Regions from separate parts of the Homo sapiens genome. Here region 2 is linked to region 1. Evidence: read pairs that join two places in POLR2A ChIA-PET (ENCODE). Cell type or tissue: HepG2. All regions are shown on one strand.

Evidence for each region. Peaks named below come from ENCODE experiments on the same cell type or tissue, not always from the same donor. Only the 100,000 strongest peaks of a DNase experiment are listed, where the experiment ranks them.
Region 2: POLR2A ChIA-PET joins it to region 1 with 8 read pairs; 2 of 35 experiments call an interaction of 5 or more read pairs at or near these places.

Annotation. Positions count from the first base shown.
Region 1 is chrX:41,480,623-41,485,622 of GRCh38, forward strand. No RefSeq gene overlaps it. Among named protein-coding and RNA genes, the nearest start is that of CASK-AS1, 35 kb to the right of the region's middle. In HepG2, a CTCF peak has its summit at 825 (motif pointing left); DNase peaks (open chromatin) are centred at 829 and 2,059; H3K4me3 peaks cover 409 bases.
Region 2 is chrX:41,745,995-41,750,994 of GRCh38, forward strand. All of the region lies in intron 3 of CASK (calcium/calmodulin dependent serine protein kinase), which reads right to left. It also overlaps the pseudogene RPS15AP39. Among named protein-coding and RNA genes, the nearest start is that of GPR82, 24 kb to the left of the region's middle. In HepG2, no CTCF peak of the experiment used is centred here; no DNase peak of the experiment used is centred here.

The sequences.
Region 1 (5,000 bases):
AAAATGCCTCAAGTGAGCATGCATGCGACTCCAGTAAATGCACTGTGCGTACAGCCCCTCCCAAGTGCTGGCAGGCCACTGCGCATGCAGGCAGCTGACCCCAAGGGAAGACTCAGGGGAGAAGTAATGCAACTCCGGAAGCATGCCAACATAGAAAACCCCAAGTCAAAGGTCACACCATGCACTTGAATCTCTCAAGTTGCCTGCTTGGCCCTCTTCCAAGTCTACTTTACTTCCTTTTGTTCCTGCTCTAAAACTTTTTAATAAACTCTCACTCCTGCTTTAAAACTTGCCTAGGTCTCTCACTCTGCCTTATGCCCCTTGGACAAATTCTTTCCTCTGCAGAGGCAAGGATCGAGTCTGCTGCAGACCCAGGCGGATTCACCACTGCTAACAATCACGGTACTGCATTCCAGCCTTGGCGACAGAGTGAGACTCCGTCTCTAAAAAACAAATAAAAACCTTTACTTCTCAGAACTGTCAAAAGGAATAGAGACTCGAGGGGGAAATCTGGTGAGCAATCCACTAGCCCCCGGCTAGGCTTCTGGACACTGTATTTAGCCAATAGGAATGCTATGGCCTCTTTGTATTGGTTCTTTCAAGTTAAGGGGACAGAAAATATAAAGACAAAAGGTTCATATTTTTCCTTTAAAAAATGTTTTCCATACAAATACTCAACGTACAATATTCAACTCCCCAGAAGCTTGATCTTTGGAAAATATTCCCCCTTAGCCCTCTGGCTCTTTCTGAGAGGCTCCTCTGTGGTGGTTTCAAACCTGAGGTCAACAGCCCCCACACCCACCCATCTTTGTTAGGCTACCACAGTGCTGCCCTCTAGAGGACAATATCTGCTGGGCACAGCTGTCCTTGGCTGGCTGTCCCTTCTGCCAACCTCAACCTGACCTCAAGGAAGGGAACCCTAGTCCTCTTTGATCCTCAGGCCCAAAGATGGTTTAGACCCTTTCTTCACAGCCCAGAAGAGAACACCAGGCTGGGAAGTGAATGAGACTTTTCCAAAGGGTTGGTTATAATAGAAGGGAAGTGAATAGGCCACTGACTAACACTGGATGGGGCTGTTGGCAGAACTGTCAGCCCCCAACCGCCTCAGGCGACCCTGCAGCTGGCCTAACTTCCCTCCCTAGCCACACGCCCTGGGAATGCTAAGGCCTCCCTCTGTTTCTGAGGCCAAACTCTCAGGGAGGATTTTTTTGTCCCCCAGCCTAAAGCCCACCTCACCAACCCCACATGGGAAACTCTACTCTCCAGGCAGTGGCCCGCTTTGTCCTCAGCAGCATTCCCCACAGGATGTCACACATAGTTCTACTGTGTGGGCCATCGGAGCTGCCAAAAGGAGCAGTCAAGTCCAGGTCCTCAGCCCACCTGCCTGCCTGCCTTCCAGTCCCTTCTTTGCCCTGGCTCCACATTGTCTAAAAACTGCTGCTCAGAGCTCCAAAAGAACAAACAATAATTCTGGGGACACCAGTTAGCCTAATATTACACAGACTAAAGTAACATTTCTCTCCAAAAAGCCCCAACTTCTGGGAGACTAGCAGATACTGGGTGGCTGAGGCAGGAGGGTCACTTGAGCCCAGGAGTTTGAGACCAGCCTGGGCAACATAGTGAGACCCCATCCCTACAAAAAAAAAAATTAGCCAGGCATGGTGGCACGCACCTGTAGTCCCAGCTACTCAGAAGGCTGAGACGGGAGGATCCCTTGAATCCAGGAATTTGAGGTGGCAGTGAGCCATGATTACACCACTGCACTCAGCCTGGTGATAAAGTGACTCTGTCTCAAAAAAAAAAAAAAAAGTACAGCATGCTCCTTCTTTTTTAACTGTTGCATGTATGACCAGTGTTTTTATCTGGAAAGATACTTCCTTTTTCTTTGATGGAACAAGACTTTTCACTCCCCGCTCTGAGACTGTGTTCAGGTTTCCCCCGAAGGGTGAGGGGTGGGCCCTGCCTTTCTATTTGCACTGGGCCTGATAACTTCACAGAGCAAAGTACAGTCTTTCTTGGAGGCCCCACCATCTCCACCCCAGAGGGCAGAAACTGCTTGTGACATTACATGAGTTTTTCAGATTCCAGAAGCCGGAGAGCTCCATCTTTGTCCCATTAACCCTGTTGGCCAGGAAATGTCCCTGCATCTACTACTGGCTCTCCTGGGTGATGGGTGTGGGGATGGCATGACCTTGTCCTCAGTGTCATCCAGAAAGGATGAGGGGGACAGGTGTCATAGCAGGAGTATTAGTTCATTCTCACATTGCTAACAAGACATACCTGAGACTGGGTAATTTATAAAGGAAAGAGGTTTAATTGACTCACAGTCCCGCAAGGCTGGGGAGGCCTCAGGAAACTTACAATTATGGCAGAAGGGGAAGCAAACCCGTCTTTCTTACGTGATGGCAGCAAGGACAAGTGCGGAGCAAAAGGGAGAAAAGCCCCTTATAAAACCATCAGATCTCATGAGAACTCACTATCACAAGAACAGCAGCATGGGGGAACCACCCCCACAATTCAATTACCTCCCACTGGGTCCCTCCCACAATAAGTGGGGATTACGGGAACTACAATTCAAGATGAGATTTCGGTGGGGACACAGCCAAACTATCCATATCACCAGGGGAGGTGGTATTCTTGTGTTTAAGCAGTAGTAACTCCCCTCCCTTCCCCTCCCTTCCGCTCTCTTCCCCTCCCCTCCCCTCCTCTCCTCTCTCTTTTCACGGGACTGGGCTGATTTGAGGAGTCTTCTAATTCTCCTCTCCCTGGTCTCAAGCAGCCCCTGGTCTTTGGTGTCTGTCCCCACTGTGGTCTCGGGTACAGGCAGGGGTACCCAGCACTTTGGTGTCTGCCCCCACTGTGGTCTGGGGTACAGACGAGGGTGAAGTGTAGCCACTCCCGGTCAACTCCAGTTCCTGAACAAATGTTATTTCTATTCCATTTATGTTCCAGGCAGAGGAAATGTAGAAGCACTTAGACAAACATGTGCAATCTTCAAGAGAGTTCCCTTGACATTTTGCTGACTTTTACAACTGTGATCCTGCGAGGAGAAAAGGAGTTTTTGTTCACAGGTGGACTCACTGAAACACCAGCCTTCAGGGAAGCCCATGGAGGTCTTTCCTTCGTGGTTCCCATTTGCCTAGCAGGAGTTCCCTAATGGGCCTACATCACCTCAGGCCTAGGCCGGCTTGTGGCTTGCTTGCCATCCAGTAGCAGGTCACGTGGGTTGTGGCATCATTAGTTACAAGCTGCAATACAAAATAATAGTAACAAAGTAGATGGGGAAATTTCCACATGCATCACAGGTAGTAAGATAAGTATTACTTCATTAAACGTTTGCTTCAGTTATGTGTGTGTGCTTGTGTGCGTGTGTGTACACCGGATTACAATACAAAAATGCATCTTTCAGCTGGGTGCAGTGACTCATGCCTGCAATCCCAGCACTTTGGGAAGCGGAGGCAGGAGGATTGCTTGAACTCAGGAGTTTGAGACCAGCCTGGGCAACATAGTGAAACCTCGTCTCTACTAAAAATCAAAAAAATTAGCCGGGTGTGGTGGTGCCTACCTGTAGTCCCAACTACTCGGGAAGCTGGGGTAGGAGGCTCGCTTGATTGCTTGAGGCTGCAATGAGCCATGATGAGGCCACTGCACTCCAGCTTGGGCAACAGAGTGAGACCCTGTCTCAAAACAAAACAAAACAAAAAGCGGCCAGTGCAGTGGCTCATGCCTGTAATCCCAGCACTTTGGAAGCCCGAGGCGGGCAGATCACCTGAGGTTGGGAGTTTGAGACCAGCCTGGCCAACGTGGTGAAACCCCGTCTCTACTAAAAATACAAAAATTAGCCGGTCGTGGTGGCAGGAGCCTGTAATCCCAGCTACTTGGGAGGCTGAGGCAGGAGAATCGCTTGAACCCGGGAGGTGGAGGTTGCAGTGAGCCGAGACTGTGCCATTGCACTCCAGCCTGGGAAACAAGAGCGAAACTCAGTCTCAAAAAAAAAAAAAAAAAAGCACCTTTTTCTGTCAGTCACAATCATATTTGAAAGTCAGTGTTGGCTGGGTGCGGTGGCTCATGCCTGTAATCCCAGCACTTTGGGAGGCCGAGGCGGATGGATCACTTGAGGCCAGGAGTTCGAGACCAGCCTGGCCAACATGGTGAAACCCCATCTCTACTAAAAAAAAAAAATTACAAAAATTAGTCGGGCATGGTGGCGTGCCTGTACTCCCAGCTACTCGGGAGGTTGAGGTGGGAGAATTGTTTGAATTCGGGAGGCAGAGGTTGCAGTAAGCCAAGATCGCGTGCCACTGCACTCCAGCCTGGGGCGACAGAGTGAGACCCTGCCTCAAAAACAACAACAACAAAAAATTAGCTGGGGGTGGCGCACTCCTGTAATCCCAGCTACTCAGGAGGCTGAGGCAGGAGAATCGCTTGAACCCGGGAGGTGGAGGCTGCAGTGAGCTGAGATCGCGCCAATGCACTCCAGCCTGGGTGACAGAGCAAGACTCTGTCTCAGAAAAAAAAAAAAAAAAAAAGAAGGAAAGAAAATCAGTGTCATAGATCAATTTGATTCCTTATTTGTTTTCAAGGAGCATAGGACTGAAAGTAAAGTGCGGTAGTACTCCATTTCATTTGTTGCTTATTTGTCTTCTGGCCACTGTATTTTCCTGCACCACCACCACAAAGTGGACTTGCCTTATTTATACCATGTTTAAAGACATAGTTAAATCCAAAGAAGTAAGACTGGGAGTTTTGAAGGTTACCTGGGCAGTCAGGAGTTATTAGGTTGGTGCAAAAGTAATTGCGGTTTTTGCCATTACTTTCAATGGTAAAAATAATGTAATCGAGGTACTCTTCAGCCTGAAAAGGCAGGGTGAATTTTTATGTGCAGAGCAGGCCACTAATGAGTGCTGGACTCCTGCAGTGCAATTCTGTTTCATTCAATATGTTAATAACTATTGATAAGAATGTCTTTGAATGACCTTCTTGGTGTCTTGCAGTGATAC
Region 2 (5,000 bases), 270 kb after region 1:
ATTGTTATTACCACTAAATGGAAAATTCAGGCTATATACTGTGGAAGGAAAAAACAATGACATATATAAAATAAAATTTATTTTTGTTTACACTGCCATTCCCAAAGTTCATCGCTACAAACATATTGTAACACATAGATGTGTTGGTAACGCAATGTCACGATATTGTCTTAGAACTTACAGTAGTTTTCTATTTCTTACTAGATAAGTAAGGCCTCTTGTTGTCTTGGCCACACCTTGCCTCTTCTACCTACCTTGTCCACTGATGTTTCAAGAAAATCTTCCTCTCTAGGCAGAATGGTCTTATTATCACTCCCTGAGTACACCATTTTCTTTTTTACTTTTGTATATATTGCTTTTCATTTTCAAAACCTACCTTAATTCAAGGTTTCATTCCAATCCTACCTTCCCTGGAAGCCCCCTCAATGATTACCAGCCATATTAATGCCTTCCTTTGCTTTTCATTCTATAACAACTCTATATGGTCCATAACATTTAGCACATACAAACACCTCCCCCTCCCCCCACATACACCTATATATGTATACATGAATTTTGCCATATTATACATATTAATGAAACTATGCAAATATTAACAGCTAACATTTTCATAATGCTTTAAGGCTTATAACATATTTTTAAATCCAGTATCTCATTCATTCATTCATTCATTCAGTAGTTCAGTTTCCCAATATACCTGCTGCAGATATTATACTGAGGAAATAGAAACTTCTGGAAGGGAAAGTAAAGGAACTAACATACTTCCTATTCATGAGGCATCATAGGAAGCAGTCCTTGTTATGCCTCCCTTCATACTTATAACCACCCCATGAGGTCAGCATCATTTTCAAATAATTTGTCTAAGTGAGTGGACAAGTATGTGATAGGGACAAGATCGAAATCTCTGTCTAGCTATGTCCTGTGCTCTTCCCATTGATTATAGCTATACCTACTGGGTGTGCAAGGAACAAATGCACATCTTTAAGCCCTACAACAGTTCCATGATAGTGTAAAGTCCTAAAGAACAAGAAAAAATATATTTATACTTTCAATGTACCCCTACCTAATACTCAGCAGAAGACACACTGTAGACACCTAATGAACAGTTGATTCTATTATTTGATTCTCGGTGTGGTTTTATATAAATGAATGAAAATACTTTCACATTTATACAGGCTCTAAAAACTTTACCAAGTTTCCATTTCACACCTAAGGAACATTTTCCAATGTCAAATAGGATTCTTCTCCAAAATAATGTTTATAGTTGCCTAGTCTACTATAAACATTATTATAATGGTCTAGTCTACTCCCTAGTATGGCAGCACTCATTTTCCACCATCAGAAATAAAGCCTGGATGAACGTGATCATGCATCTTGGTGAGCAACTCTGATTATCTGTATGGTAAAATTCCTACAAGCTGAGTTGCTAGGACAAGGGGTATATACAATAGCATTTTTTTTTTGAGACGGAGTCTTGCTCTGTCGCCCAGGCTGGAGTGCAGTGGTGCATCTCGGCTCACTGCGAGCTCCGCCTCCTGGGTTCATGCCATTCTCCTGCCCCAGCCTCCCAAGTAGCTGGCACTACAGGCGCCCGCCACCACGCCCGGCTAATTTTTTGTATTTGTTTTAGTAGAGACGGGGTTTCACCGTGTTAGCCAGGATAGTCTCGATCTCCTGACCTCGTGATCCGCCCGCCTTGGCCTCCCAAAGTGCTGGGATTACAGGCATGAGCCACTGCGCCCGGCCTACAATAACACTTTTGATACATACACAAGACCAGAAACAGTTTAACAATTTATACTCCCACTACCATGTGTGAATGTGTCCCTTGCTCTACTAGGATAATGATTATTTTTTTTCCATCTTTGCCAATTAGATAAGAGGAAAAAAGTCATTCATGATTGCTTTAATTTGCATTTCCTTGATTACTACAGAGAGTAAATATTTTTCATTTCTTTGTCCTGTGGGGAGAAAAGAAACGCTATTTTAAAAACTGGCTGTAGTTTAAGCTGGTTAGTTGATCTATGAGGACTAAAAAACATCTCATAGCGAAGGAATCAGTTTTGCTTAGGCGTTTTCCTTTGTAATTGTGATATATGAGGGTAAGCACGATTCAACTTAGATGAGAGAGGGGTTAGGAAAAGGAGAGAGCTAAACTGATTGCATAATGAAGCAATAAGAATTTAGGCTCTTTCTGCCATCTCTCCATGCTGCCATAATGGTGTGCATGAATGTCCTGGCTGATGCTATCCAGAGCATCAACAATACCAAAAAGAGGCAAACACCAGGTTCTTATTAGGTTGTGCTCCAAAGTTACTGTCCAGTTTCTAACTGTGATGATGAAGCATGGTTACATTGGTGAATTTGAAATCACTGATGATCATAGAGCTGGGAAAATTGTTGTGAACCTGAGGTAGGTTAAACAAGTGTGGAGTGATCAGCCCCAGATCCCAGATTTGATGTGCAACCCAAAGATCTAGTAAAATGGCAGAATAACCTGTTCCTATCCCACCAGTTTGGATTCACTGTACTAACGACCTCAGCTGGCATTATGGACCATGAAGAAGCAAGATGAAAACATATAGGAGGGAAAATCCTGGAATTCTTTTTCTAGGGATGTAATATATACTTACAAATAAAATGCCTCAATGGACTCTGGTGTTTCCAAAAAGAATTTGGGAGATGTTCTGAGAGCTAGAGGACTTTCTGGAGGGACCCAGAAGGGATGAGGGAAAAGACGGAGCCTGGGGAGGAGGCAGCAAAGTGGTGAGAAGTATAAAGACTAAGGAGGGAACCAGTCCGTGAGAAATACTTGGAAATTATTTACTGCCCTGTGCTATAATTATCAGCAAGGATCAATCCATTTTGTCTGGTCATATCTGAAATACTGGTACTTGAAATGACAATCTCTACACATGTGCATACACACATGGGGGTATTTTTAGGTTTCTACTTTCTTCCACTGACTTGCCTATTCTTGCATCAAGTTACCATTTAAAATACTGTAGGGCCGGACACAGTGGCTCACACCTGTAATCTCAGCGCTTTGGGAGGCCGAGGCGGGCGGATAGCTTGAGGCCAGGAGTTCGCGACCAGCCTGGCCAACATGGTGAAACCCTGTCTCTACTAAAAAAATACAAAAAAATTAGCCAGGCATGGTGGCCTGCGCCTGTAGTCCTAGCTACTCTGAAGGCTGAGGCAGGAGAATCACCTGAACCCGGGAAGCAGAGGTTGCAGTGAGCTGAGATTGCACCACTGCACTCCAGTTGACAGAGCGAGACTCCATCTCAAAACAAAAACAAAAACATGGACAGACAAAATAAAATACTGTAGTAGCAGCTTTTAATATTTGGCAAAAAAAAATCTCATTATTCTTCACCAATTTTTTTTTTTTTTTTTTTTTTTTTTTTAGACAGAGTCTTGCTCTGTCACCCAGGCTGGAGTGCAGTGGCGCCATCTCAGCTCACTGCAACCTCTGCTTCCCAGGTTCAAGTGAGTCTCCTGCCTCAGCCTCTCAAGTAGCTGGGACTACACGTGCTTGCCACCATGCCCAGCTAATTTTTGTATTTTTTTGTAGAGACAGGATTTCACCGTCTTGGCCAGGCTGGTCTCGAACTCCTGACCTCAAGTGATCTGCTCACCTCGGCCTCCCAAAGTGCTGGGATTACAGGCACAAGCCACCACAACTGGCCTTCACCAACATTTTCTTATGATTTTTTTCTTCCCAGTTGACTTTTAAAATCATTTTGTCAAACTATAAAAAATCTTTGTATTTTGATTCAGATGGTAAATGTATAGGTTAACTTCTAGAAATTAACATTTTCTAATATTCTCATCAATGAACATGATATGTCTCTCCACTTCCTTTCATGTCTCTAAGTTATAGTTTTACGATTTTCTTTATATTGGTTTAAAGTATTTATTATTAGGCTTTTTCCCTGTACATGTTATATTTTAGTTGCTATTGTAAATGGGATCTTTCAGCCATTATATGTTTTTTTTTAATTCAATGCTTCATAACCACAGATATCAAACAAAACCACCTGTGCAACTTAGTAAATATACAGGCACATTCTTTGAAGGGTTACTCTGAAAGAGAGGCATCACTGTGAAAATATTTTTCTATTATTAAAGCTATTTGATTATTTATAATATTAATTGATATTAAAGTAAAAGAAGCAATCTACTAATTTTAAATTTCATGAGATATAGAAATAAAAACTAAAAATACTGTTATTTATGCAAATTTTATTCAACGAAATTTAAAATACACATATTCATAATACATACCATCCTGATATCCTAACCTTGAACCTTTTGAACAAAGTTGATGACTCAATTCTTTGATAAACTTTATTTGATAATATAATGATTCTACAAACTGACAAGGCATCTTTTATTGCTCTTCTCTTTGGCTTCCCATCTTGGGGTGCTTCTGGGGCTGTCAAGAACCCCCAAAGAACACATTGTGAATTTTCCTAGTTGGCTCCATTCTGAGGGAATGAAAGGAGAGGGAGAAGAAACCCTCCTATGGAAGAGTATGGGGGAGGTGGACTTCTATACTGTATGCAGAGAGAAATTAAGGGCAGTTTAGTCTGAATTGTGAAAAGTAATGGGATTATGAATGAGCTTAGCTGTCTCTCCTTTTCATCCATCTGAATTTTTAAAATTTATAATAAACATGCATTATTTATATAATTAAGAAATTATCCAAAACCAAACTCATCAAATAAACAAAACAGATCACAGGTCTTGAGGCACAAGGTATTACTGGCTGCACATTGAGGGAGATCAGAATATGCCACTCCAAAATATGCTGCTTTGGCAACAGGATTATCTGGAGTTGAAGGCACAAAATCACGTGCTATGATTTCACAGCAATGTCAAATTGCTGTAACAGTTTCTAAATGTTTACTGTCAATTTCTGTATGTATCTCATGGCAGACTGGTGACAGATTGGTACTTATCTGCAAATATCCTTGAAGAACACTGTTGTACAG